2 separate regions of the Mus musculus genome follow, and region 1 is linked to region 2. A link is a loop called in an ENCODE intact Hi-C map of the cell type or tissue named here. Cell type or tissue: left cerebral cortex. All regions are shown on one strand. Each heading gives the region's core, and the rest is flanking DNA. Links, peaks and the distances in the headings are about the cores only.

Evidence for each region. A loop is a pair of places that touch in the nucleus more often than their neighbours do. Peaks named below come from ENCODE experiments on the same cell type or tissue, not always from the same donor. Only the 100,000 strongest peaks of a DNase experiment are listed, where the experiment ranks them.
Region 1: a loop joins it to region 2, with 4 times the contacts of the local background. A loop is called at or near these places in 2 of 42 quality-filtered maps.

The regions. Positions count from the first base shown.
Region 1 is chr9:30,531,288-30,536,152 of GRCm38, forward strand. No RefSeq gene overlaps it. Among named protein-coding and RNA genes, the nearest start is that of Snx19, 110 kb to the left of the region's middle. In left cerebral cortex, for the core only: no CTCF peak of the experiment used is centred there; a DNase peak (open chromatin) is centred at 2,823.
Region 2 is chr9:30,588,707-30,593,571 of GRCm38, forward strand. No RefSeq gene overlaps it. Among named protein-coding and RNA genes, the nearest start is that of Snx19, 160 kb to the left of the region's middle. In left cerebral cortex, for the core only: no CTCF peak of the experiment used is centred there; a DNase peak (open chromatin) is centred at 2,290; H3K27ac peaks cover 288 bases.

The DNA of each region.
Region 1 (4,865 bases), core at 447-4,446, 57 kb before region 2:
TGAGCTGTTCTTTATCGGCCATGCACTTTAGGTCGCACTCCAGTTCTGAGACATGAATACTGCTTTCTCTGTCTTAAAGGTAAAGAAATGAGGTCTTCAGAGTCATGATGGTTGTCCCAGAGTCACGGGACCAGGAATCAACAGAGGAGCTACCCACAGCTTTAGCTTGGGTCTGGTGACTCCAGAGGCCATTAATGCACACCCCCAGACCTCCTTTAAACTTCTCTGCCCCACAGGGTGGAGCACCTAAGTGACCAACCATCTGTCTCTATGTGGGGTTAGTTGAGTATTTGATTGCTCATTAGGTTCTTAGTTGGAGGATAAGGAACAGAATAGTCTTCAGAGGAGGAAAACGAAGAGCCATAACCTTCAGCAGATATGAGGCAATACTGAATGTCTTAGAAGGCACGTGGGGTTGTCATTTTCAACACCCAACGAGAAGAGTAGCAAGAACTCGAAGCAACTGTCTTCAATGTCCTTCTAGCTACAGGAAACCCAGAGAAATGTTAGCCAACACTGCGACAAATCAATTAGGTGACAATCAACCTAATATGAGAAAGGGTTTCTTTTGGGTCATGGTTTTAATAAGAGGTTTTGGTCCTATAGTCTGTTGGCATTGTTGTTTGGATCCTGTAGCATGGCAGACTATCATGAACTAAATACATGGTGGAGCTAAGCTACTCACTTATGGCTGCTGGAAGTAGAGAGAAGAGAGCATCTAAAGTCCCAGTGTTTCTGTCAAGAGCGCCCCCTTCTTCTATGGATGTAGTTGCCTCTCACTAAGACAAATCTCTTAAAGGTTCTTCCATCTCCTAATAGCACCTAACTAGAAACCATGACTTTAACATCTTCAAAACATTGAGCTGTAGAAGGCATGGAATATTGTCTTCAGTATCCAGTGGGCTGCTAAGAGGTTGACCTGGGCTTGCAGGGGCACAGCCATTTTGAGAGATCCCACTCTACTGTGACAACACATTCCTCTTATTTGTGCAATAACACTAGCCGCCCCCTCCTAAGATCACTCCTGAGAAGATGAGCGAGGGGAGTAGAAACCACTCACCTGAACACTGCTCCTCAACCTTTAATGTTGCCACCCTTTAATACAGTTCCTCTCGTGGTGACCCCCAACGATAAAATTAAATTATTTTTGGCGTTACTTCATAACTGTAATTTTGCTATTGTTAAGGACTGTAATGCAAATATGTTTGGAGCTAGAGGTTTGCCAAAGGGGTTGAGACCCACAAGTTGAGAACGCCTGTGCTAGAGCCTTACCAGGAGGCTTGGTAACAGAGGTGAAGGTGACCAGCACACTGAGGCTCAGGCACAGTGATGGGGCATGCAAAACAATACTCACATTGTTCATGTGTGGGCCAAGGGTGGACACACCTCTTAATAGAGAGGGAGGGAAAAACAGATAAAAGAAGAAACAGAAAAGACGGGTCCTTGGAGCAGCCTCAGATCTGATCACCTTTCCATTTTGTGGCAGTTGGAATTCTCTTTCACTTAAGGTTGTAAAGTGAAACCTTCCTGCGCTGGGTTTGGGGGGTCACTCTGTTGCTGCAGTGCATGATGGGAGATTCCCTTGCATCCATGGCAAAACATCCCCTTGGAAAGAGAAGTCATGACCAAGGTTATAAGCATAATTTCTCCAGGCAGCAAAACAGAGTGGCCGTGCGTGCACCGGCTGTTCCTTTTCTCCTTGACCTGGCAAGCAGACGTCAGAAGGAAAAGGCTGACAGCATCATGTTTTAAAACAAATCCTCGGACTTAACCAAAGTCTCAAAAGCAAAAGGGACGTTACTTTTGAAGTCTATTTATGTTTCTTCAGCTTTCGTTTCTTCCAGTGATTTTTATCAGTTTCCACGGTGGTTACTAAAGCAGCCAAAGCCATTCCACTCTGCACCGTTTCTTTTGGAACCATTTGCTGCATGTGCACCCTCTGTAGGGTAGGAAAATGATTTCCCTGGAAGCCAGAAGTCACACAGTTGCGCCATCCCTCCGGAGCTCCATCCAGTGAAAGAACCCCTATTATAATTAAAGCCCTATTACCCTTTTATGTTATCTCCTCTTCTATAAAGGAAAGCTAGTCCAGCTGCCAGAGCACAGGGTGACACAGATACAATGTGATGTGTCAAGCACTCGAGTTTCTCTTTTATGACATCAGCTTTTATAACTTCACAGTCAACCCACCAACAAACTATAAACTCAACTTATTGGAAACAGACATATCAATCATGAGGAATCGCTTGTCAGCATCTGCCCCTGGCCTTTTCTGCACACAAGTTTGGCCTTAGCCAAGGAGCAGAAGCCCAGCTCCACCGTGCCATGTGTAGACACATGCCTGGGGTCACCTGGCACATGGCTCCAGAGAGAAACATCCATGCCGTATCCTATGATGGTTTGCATGATATTAATGGGTTTTGTACCATGGCCTGGCTCTTTTCAAAGCTTACTGCACAAGAATGCAGATTCTATGAGTGCAGCCAAATATTACCCACAAAAAAATATTTTCTAATCTATTTGTGGCCACAGAAATGTCTCTGCTTTTGTGATCCCAGAATGCATGGCAGAGCTTGGGGACCAGATTCCACTTCAAAGAACGTGCTTAAAGCAGACAGCAGCCTCTTTAGGTCTGAGTAGCAATGGGGAGAATCTAAAGCCTGTTTTCATGCATATTCTATTCTGTCCGGTCTCCAACTCTTCTTTGCTACACACTCACTCGGAAATGATGCCATCGCCACCATATTATCCGTATGCACAAATAGACCGCTAAGACCAGTGCTTCAAAAACGCTTGGGAGCTCTTTACTGTAACAGCTGTGTTCTCCTTACGGGTGTTCCCTGCTCTGTGCATGACTCGCTTCCCTCAATATCTGGGTGTTCAGCTGCAGATGAGGAGCATTTCCGTGCAGTTTCGTGATGCAGGCACTGCTAAAAAACATGTCTCCATGGCAACCACAGGGTTGCCTCATACAACAGCATTCAGATGTTAATGACCACAGAGGCATTTTTTTTTAATGTAGAGCATCAGCTATGTCTATAGAGGATTTGTTTGTTTTGATGTTCTATGTTTCTGTTGAGAGCTTTTAGGGGAAATGTCTTGTACTCGGAGAATACTTTGTCCACAGCATTTCCTCCCATGGCTTTAGTTCACCACACAGATTTCTTCTTTTCGAAAAGAAGAAGAGTTCTTCTGGGGAGATGATGCCATCGTTCATCTCTGCCCTGACACTTCAGATTCCCAACAAGTTGTTTCAATGCTTTGAATCTGAAATCCCTATTTTCTCAGCCTCAGTGGGATCTGGCCCCCTCAATGCTTGCTCAAGGGATGTTCACAGGAAATCCAGGTGCTCAAATGGGAGTGGGGCTTCCCATCCCTGCCTACACTGCAATCACAGACTCGGGGCAAGAATGTGGACAGCCCATTGGCACTCAGTAGCCTGCTCCTGTTAAGCATTGTAAGGGATGAAGGCACTTTTTGAACCTCCTCATAAGGTCAACAGGCTAGCCCACTGTATCATTAGCATCAGAGAGGAAAGATATCGTTCCTCTATAGTAATGCTCTCAACAAAGAAGGCAGAAAGGATTCTGAGGGGACGTTGGGCAAGTCTGTTTTGTTGTCACAAAATTGACAGTGGGTTACTACTGTTATGTCACAGGTAGAGTCTGAAGATCCTATCCAACAATGCCCTGGAAGACCCTTCTTCTCCTATACCAACAATGAATGATCCAGCTCAAAATGTTCTCTGTGCTGAGGAAGAAGCTGGCATCTCCGTTGCACACAACTGCACTGGAATCCCAGCACAGTGTGGCTCCATAGCAATTCCCAGCTCTGCTTCTATCAATGGGAGGCTAGCCCAGGCTTATTTATTAACTGTGTGAGGAATGCCTGTATGTCTGTCTATTCACCAGAGAGCTCTGGGGCAGAGACGAGCTTTCTTGTGCTGAGAGAGTTTGCAGCCTATGCTAATCCCTCCTGGAAAGCCATCCGTCCCTGAGTTATGACCTAGATCGACATTGTCTCACACTGCCTCTCTGTTATTAAAATTCCTTTCTGCACAATTCATGCAAACATAAATCCTTCCTTTAAAGTCTAATAAGACTTCCAGAAAATTAGATTCTCCATTTTAAAAGTTGTTATTTAAAGCATTATAATCTCAGTTTCCTCTCTCTCTCTCTCTCTCTCTCTCTCTCTCTCTCTCTCTCTCTCTCTCTCTGATTTTCTTTCTCTCCAAATCTAGATCCTAGATCAAGTAAAGGCAGAAAGTGTACAATGTAACCATTCAGAGCCCATCTCATAATCACGTGTATAAGCCCTTTCCTTGCCTATTTGTCAGTTCTGCTCTATCACTGGATGAAGATTTAGTCCTTAAAATGTGATTCATATGTGATATCAATATGGCCAATTTTTTTTGTTTGTTTTCTGCTCTGTTGGAAATAAGAGGTGGAAGCATGAGGGAAGAAGAACTCCAGGAGCCACTAGCATGGGAGCCAGCAACAGATTCCACTGGACAAATTCTCCTCCGCCCCCACCCCCCAGTTCTCATTATTGGCGTTCTTGCTTTTTTCCAAAGTATGTGTGGCTAAGTCATACCAAGGCAAACTCAGGTCAAGATGACAAACATCTAGGTCCTTAGAGTATCAAACCCACTTGCTCACATCCATGGGAGAAAATGATGTCAAACTAAGACAAGAACCTTGCTTGGCCTCTCATTAGAGAGGGAGTGGGCTGGGCCAAGCATGAAGTGGCTCACGATCCATTTTGTAAAGCTATGGTTCTCTCAAAGATATCCCAGATTGGAGAGAGTGGTTTCTAAGGACTTATCAAGTTTCAGCACTAGCTCTTCATAGCTGTTACATCTAAGA
Region 2 (4,865 bases), core at 315-4,314:
TTAAGAGCCATGGAAAGGGCATGGCTGCCCTCACCCGGAACTCTAACTGTAACATCTCACCAACTGAGAGTCAGGAATCCTAGCACAATCAGCCCTTGCTGTGAAGGTGGCCTACAAAAAGACGATATTCCTGTTCTATAGAGGCATTTCAAAGAAGAATGTTAAAAGAGCAATGAACTGTGCTTACAGCTTAAACATTCTTCTTCCTCAGATGTAACTTGACATTTTCTAGGAATCTCTAGGGAAAGTTCAGTAAAAGGTTTGTCATAGTCTCCCTCTGCAACCCTTGTGATCCAAAGCTTTGTTTTATCTTACCTCAGATGCCACCCTATAATCTCCGTGATCAAAAAAGGAAAAGAACAGTTCCCCTAGCAACCCCTTGAGATGTAACTTGAGAGCCATAATAATCAATAATTGTATTCCTGGCTACTGCTTAGAAATTAAATGAGAATCTTCTTTGAGAAGCCCACACTTACCCTTGGTTGTTATCTAGCTTTTTCCCAGAGTGTTCTTTTGACCATTAACTTCATACTTAAGTCTGTTACAACTTCTTCTAAATGAATCCAACTGCTACATATCCCAGCTCATCCTAAATTTCTTTTCTCTGTCCAAGTCATTAGTCTGCCCTTCAGGTTGCAGCAATGCTCAGAGGGGAAGATTACTGGGATGTTTTTCTATCCAAGACCTGCGTTAGGTTCCCAGCATCTACACATAGTGGCTTACATCTGCCTGTAACTCCAGATCCAGGGAGTTCCAACACCTTTGGTTTCCTGCGCCCGCGTGCACGCACACACACACACACACACACACACACACACACACGAATTTCCCCAAGATTAATCGTTTCAGAGGAAATATCCCCTCCCAGCTTGAGGAGCAGACACTGTAAATGGAAAGTATAGTACAAGCAATGTCTCCTAGCAAAGCACATTTTCCAGTACCGGGTTTCACATGCAGTTTGTGTGTTCCATTTTCAAATACGTTTGAGAAGCCAACGTCTTCAATGTGATCTATTTCGACTTAAAGCGTTATTCATCAGGACAGCCAGGGCTACACAGAGAAACCCTGTCTCAAAAACAAACAAACAAAAACAAACAAAAAAGCGTTATTCGCCAAAGTGGTGATGTTGGAAGTGGGTGAGACCCTGGAGAAAAGTATGGGGGAATGACCTGTTCCACAGGTCTCCTGAGGGAGTTGTAAAAGGAGCAAGCCTGGGTCCACCCACCCTATCTTTGTCTTCATTCCTAATTTGAGATGTTATTATTTGCTTGTGTCCTTGTGGATGTGACACAGTTGAGAACTGAGCCCGTGTAGGAATCGAGTGTAAACCTCTAAAACTATGAACTAAGCAAACCAAATTTTGTCCCTGAATATTAGCTACCTCTGGTGTCTTGTTATAGTAATACAAAGCTGAGTGGAATAGTTAAAAAGTTTAATCTGTCATGTGTTCTCAGATTCTATGTCCAGGGTGAATCTGCGATTAGAAAATGCAGTGCTTCTAACCTTGCTTGATACGTAAATCTTTCTATATAAACATGACTTCCTACACCACTGATGATGGAGCACACTTTGGGGGACACCATGCTGGGATCCCATCACTCCGGAATTCACTTTTCATGCATGCTTCATGTAACTACAACGAGAGCATGCTTCAAAGTGATTCCAGACGATCCCAGCTCTTGGCAATCCCACTATAAAAAGTTTTCCTTATGATGAAAATGTCCATGACTAACATCCATTATGTTTTCTACAAATATTTTTTTTCTTGTGATCACAAGACTTAATTAACTTCCTACCCAGTTCTTGTGTTTGGACATGATGAGGAAGCCGAGTTTGGTCTTTTGGGTTCTGTCCTGGTGCTAGTCAGCATGTTGCTTTCTATTCTATTAGCTGAAGGGCCTGTGGGGGGCCACTTCATCCTTCTCTAAGAGAAGCAAATTTTGAGACATGGATCCATTCCCTGGAAAGGCATTCTTGCTCGGGGAAAGCTGTGCTTTAATACCTCCCATGGCTAAAGCTCCCCTGACAGTTCCAAAGAAGGGCCTGGGCTCCCTTTGAGTGTGCTGAGCACAAAGCCCCTGCTGATTTCGCGCTCCTGCTGCCTCCCCTAGGAAAACAACCAAGAACATATTCCAGACAACTGGTCAGCATCTTCTCAGAGCAGACAGCACATGAGGCTTAGTCAGCTTGCATCCCAAATTCTCCACTGTGGTGGCAATAGCAACAGCAGAGGGACATGCTTCTAGCAGGAAGCCCTGGCCATCCCCCAGGTTGGCAGCTTCAGCACTTCCATCTTTAGTGCAGCCTTGCCAATTTCAGAGATGTCCAATCTTGTCCCAAAGACTCACATGGATTGACTCGTGGTTTCTATCATGGTCTTGGAGATGTGATGTCTGGAAACCACACTCCAGCTGTTTTCTTGTTTAAAACGGCAGCTTTTTACAAACATTAAGAAGAAAAGAGAGCAGCGTGAATATCCTTCAAGTTTGATACCTGGGCAGGAGCACAGCTGTCCACCTGGAGGTGGTGATCCACAGGTAAGATTGGTCCTCGCCATGGGGGCCTGGGCAGCTGAGCAAACACCGCAACCTATCCCCAGAGCTCAGAAAGCAGGGAAAGAGGAAATGGATGAAGTCATGCTGGCAAGATTTGTGTCACTCTCCAGTAATTAGGACCCTTGCCCAACCACCTCCCAGCCTTGCACACCCACAGGTGTGTTGTCCTTCCCCAGCTGGCATAACAAGGCCATGCCAGGTCTGATGCCGAGACAGCCCCGAGCCATCCAAGACTAATATAGCCAGGCCGTGGAAGCCAAGCCAGAAAGAAGAGGGCAGGGTCTTCTCAGTCAAGTGAAAATAAATTGCAAGATGACATTGTGTATGTTGTTGCCATGGAGAGGAAAGATCTCTGATCTCAGGGCTCTTCAGTGAGTCTGTTCCTGCAGAGCCAGGTGGTCCTGGAGTAAGGGGCTGGTAATTACCACAGTGCTGGGACAACCAGGAGACCAGCTGAGGTTCCTGATTGTCAAGGGACTTCAGAGAGACACGTCGTCTGATACTTTTGCACCTCTTTATTCAAATTTTTCATTGATTATCTTCATGAGCTAGATGGAACTATTTACTAACTCTATTTATAAATGAGAAGAATTCCTCAAAATGTGCGTGTTAAACCTCTATCCCCAGCGTGTGTGTGTGTGTGTGTGTGTGTGTGTGTGTGTGTCTGTGTGTGTGTGTCTCTGTGTGTGTGTGTATCTGTGTATCTGTGTGTCTGTGTGCCTGTGTGTCTGTGTGTCTGTGTGTCTGTGTGTCTGTGTGTCTGTGACTCTGTGTCTGTGTCTGTGTCTGTGTGTCTGTGTCTGTGTCTGTGTCTGTGTCTGTGTCTGTGTCTGTGTCTGTGTCTGTGTCTGTGTCTGTGTCTGTGTCTGTGTCTGTGTCTGTGTCTGTGTCTGTGTCTGTGTCTGTGTGTTAAGCCAATCTTTGGTATCATTCTTCAGGCACTCTATGGCATGTTTGCTAAGACCAGCTCTCTCACTGGCCTGGGCTCACTGATTCAGCTAGGCTGGCTTCCTGATCAATGAGTGCCAAAGATCCAACTGTCTCTATCTTCACAGCACAGGATTACAGCTCACACCATCAGGCTCAGATATCTTACATGGGTTCTGGGAACCAAACTCCAGTCTTCTGCTTGCACAGCAAGCAATTTACTGACTGAACTATCTCCCCTGCCTCGGAAGAAGACACTGGTTTATTCATTCTATTGTTATTTCAACTCTGTGGACTTGTGCTAGGGGGAGGGAGAGGGGAGGACAGCAATATTTGGAGGGGTCAGCCTTGCTTCCTTTTTCCTTCCCATTTTCTCTTTTATCACCCATTTGCATGACTCTACTGCCTGAACTCCCCCAAAGTCTCATCTAGGATTGGGAGTGCATGAGGCAGGCCAACCAGAACCCCAAACATGTGTTCTTGCACACATGCACTATGCTGAGTCAGAGCTCCCCATTCAGATCTTTCTGGATGGTCCAATGGCTTCCTGCTAATCACTCATGCGCCTGGTGCATGGTGACTTTTTTGGCAAGGAAAAAATTGTTGTCAGAAGACCAGACTCTAACAATTTAATTTCGACATCTTAATTGACTTTATTTTCAATTCTAGAATTGGGCAATACTTTATTCCATAAAATAGGGTAAGTGTTCTGCTGAGCTAAGCACAAAAGTTTGGGTTTCTAGACAGAAGAACTCAGAAGTTAAAAACAAGCAAAGTTGCCTAGCAGGGAGCCAGAACAATAGGAAAAGAAATGAATTGTTAACCGGGTTGTTATTCTCAAAGTTACCTTTGAAAGAGAGGACTAAGGCAGAGACTTCATATGATTTCAATTAAAACTAGCCTGTTTAAGAAATGGAGCTGTCTTCGTTCTTTCTTTCTTTTTTTTTTTGAAAGTCAAATCAATAGTTAGTTCCAGATTATTTGCCTGGAAATGTAGCATGAGGGACTCGATTTTGATTTTGAGTCCAGTATGCTGAGGTCCAGATCAGAAACCTACTCTGAAACAACCTCCCAGAATTTGTATTCAGTACTGTGTTTGTGTGTGTGTGTGTGTGTGTGGGGGGGGTTGCTTGCTTTAATTTTAATTTTAATTTTTTATGCCTTTGTAGATCCTTAATAGGATGTTGCAAGCTTTTCAGCAGTGCAGACATACAAGCTACTAGCATTCCGGGAATATCCTTTGTATATTTTAGAGTGCTGATATACACAGTAACATCTCTATCTCCCTTGGATCACAGCTCTGCTCTATGCTCCTTGCTGCTGCTGCTGTATCTCAAGAAGCAGGCTGGGGGCAGCAGAGATGGCTCAGTAGCTAAGGGCACA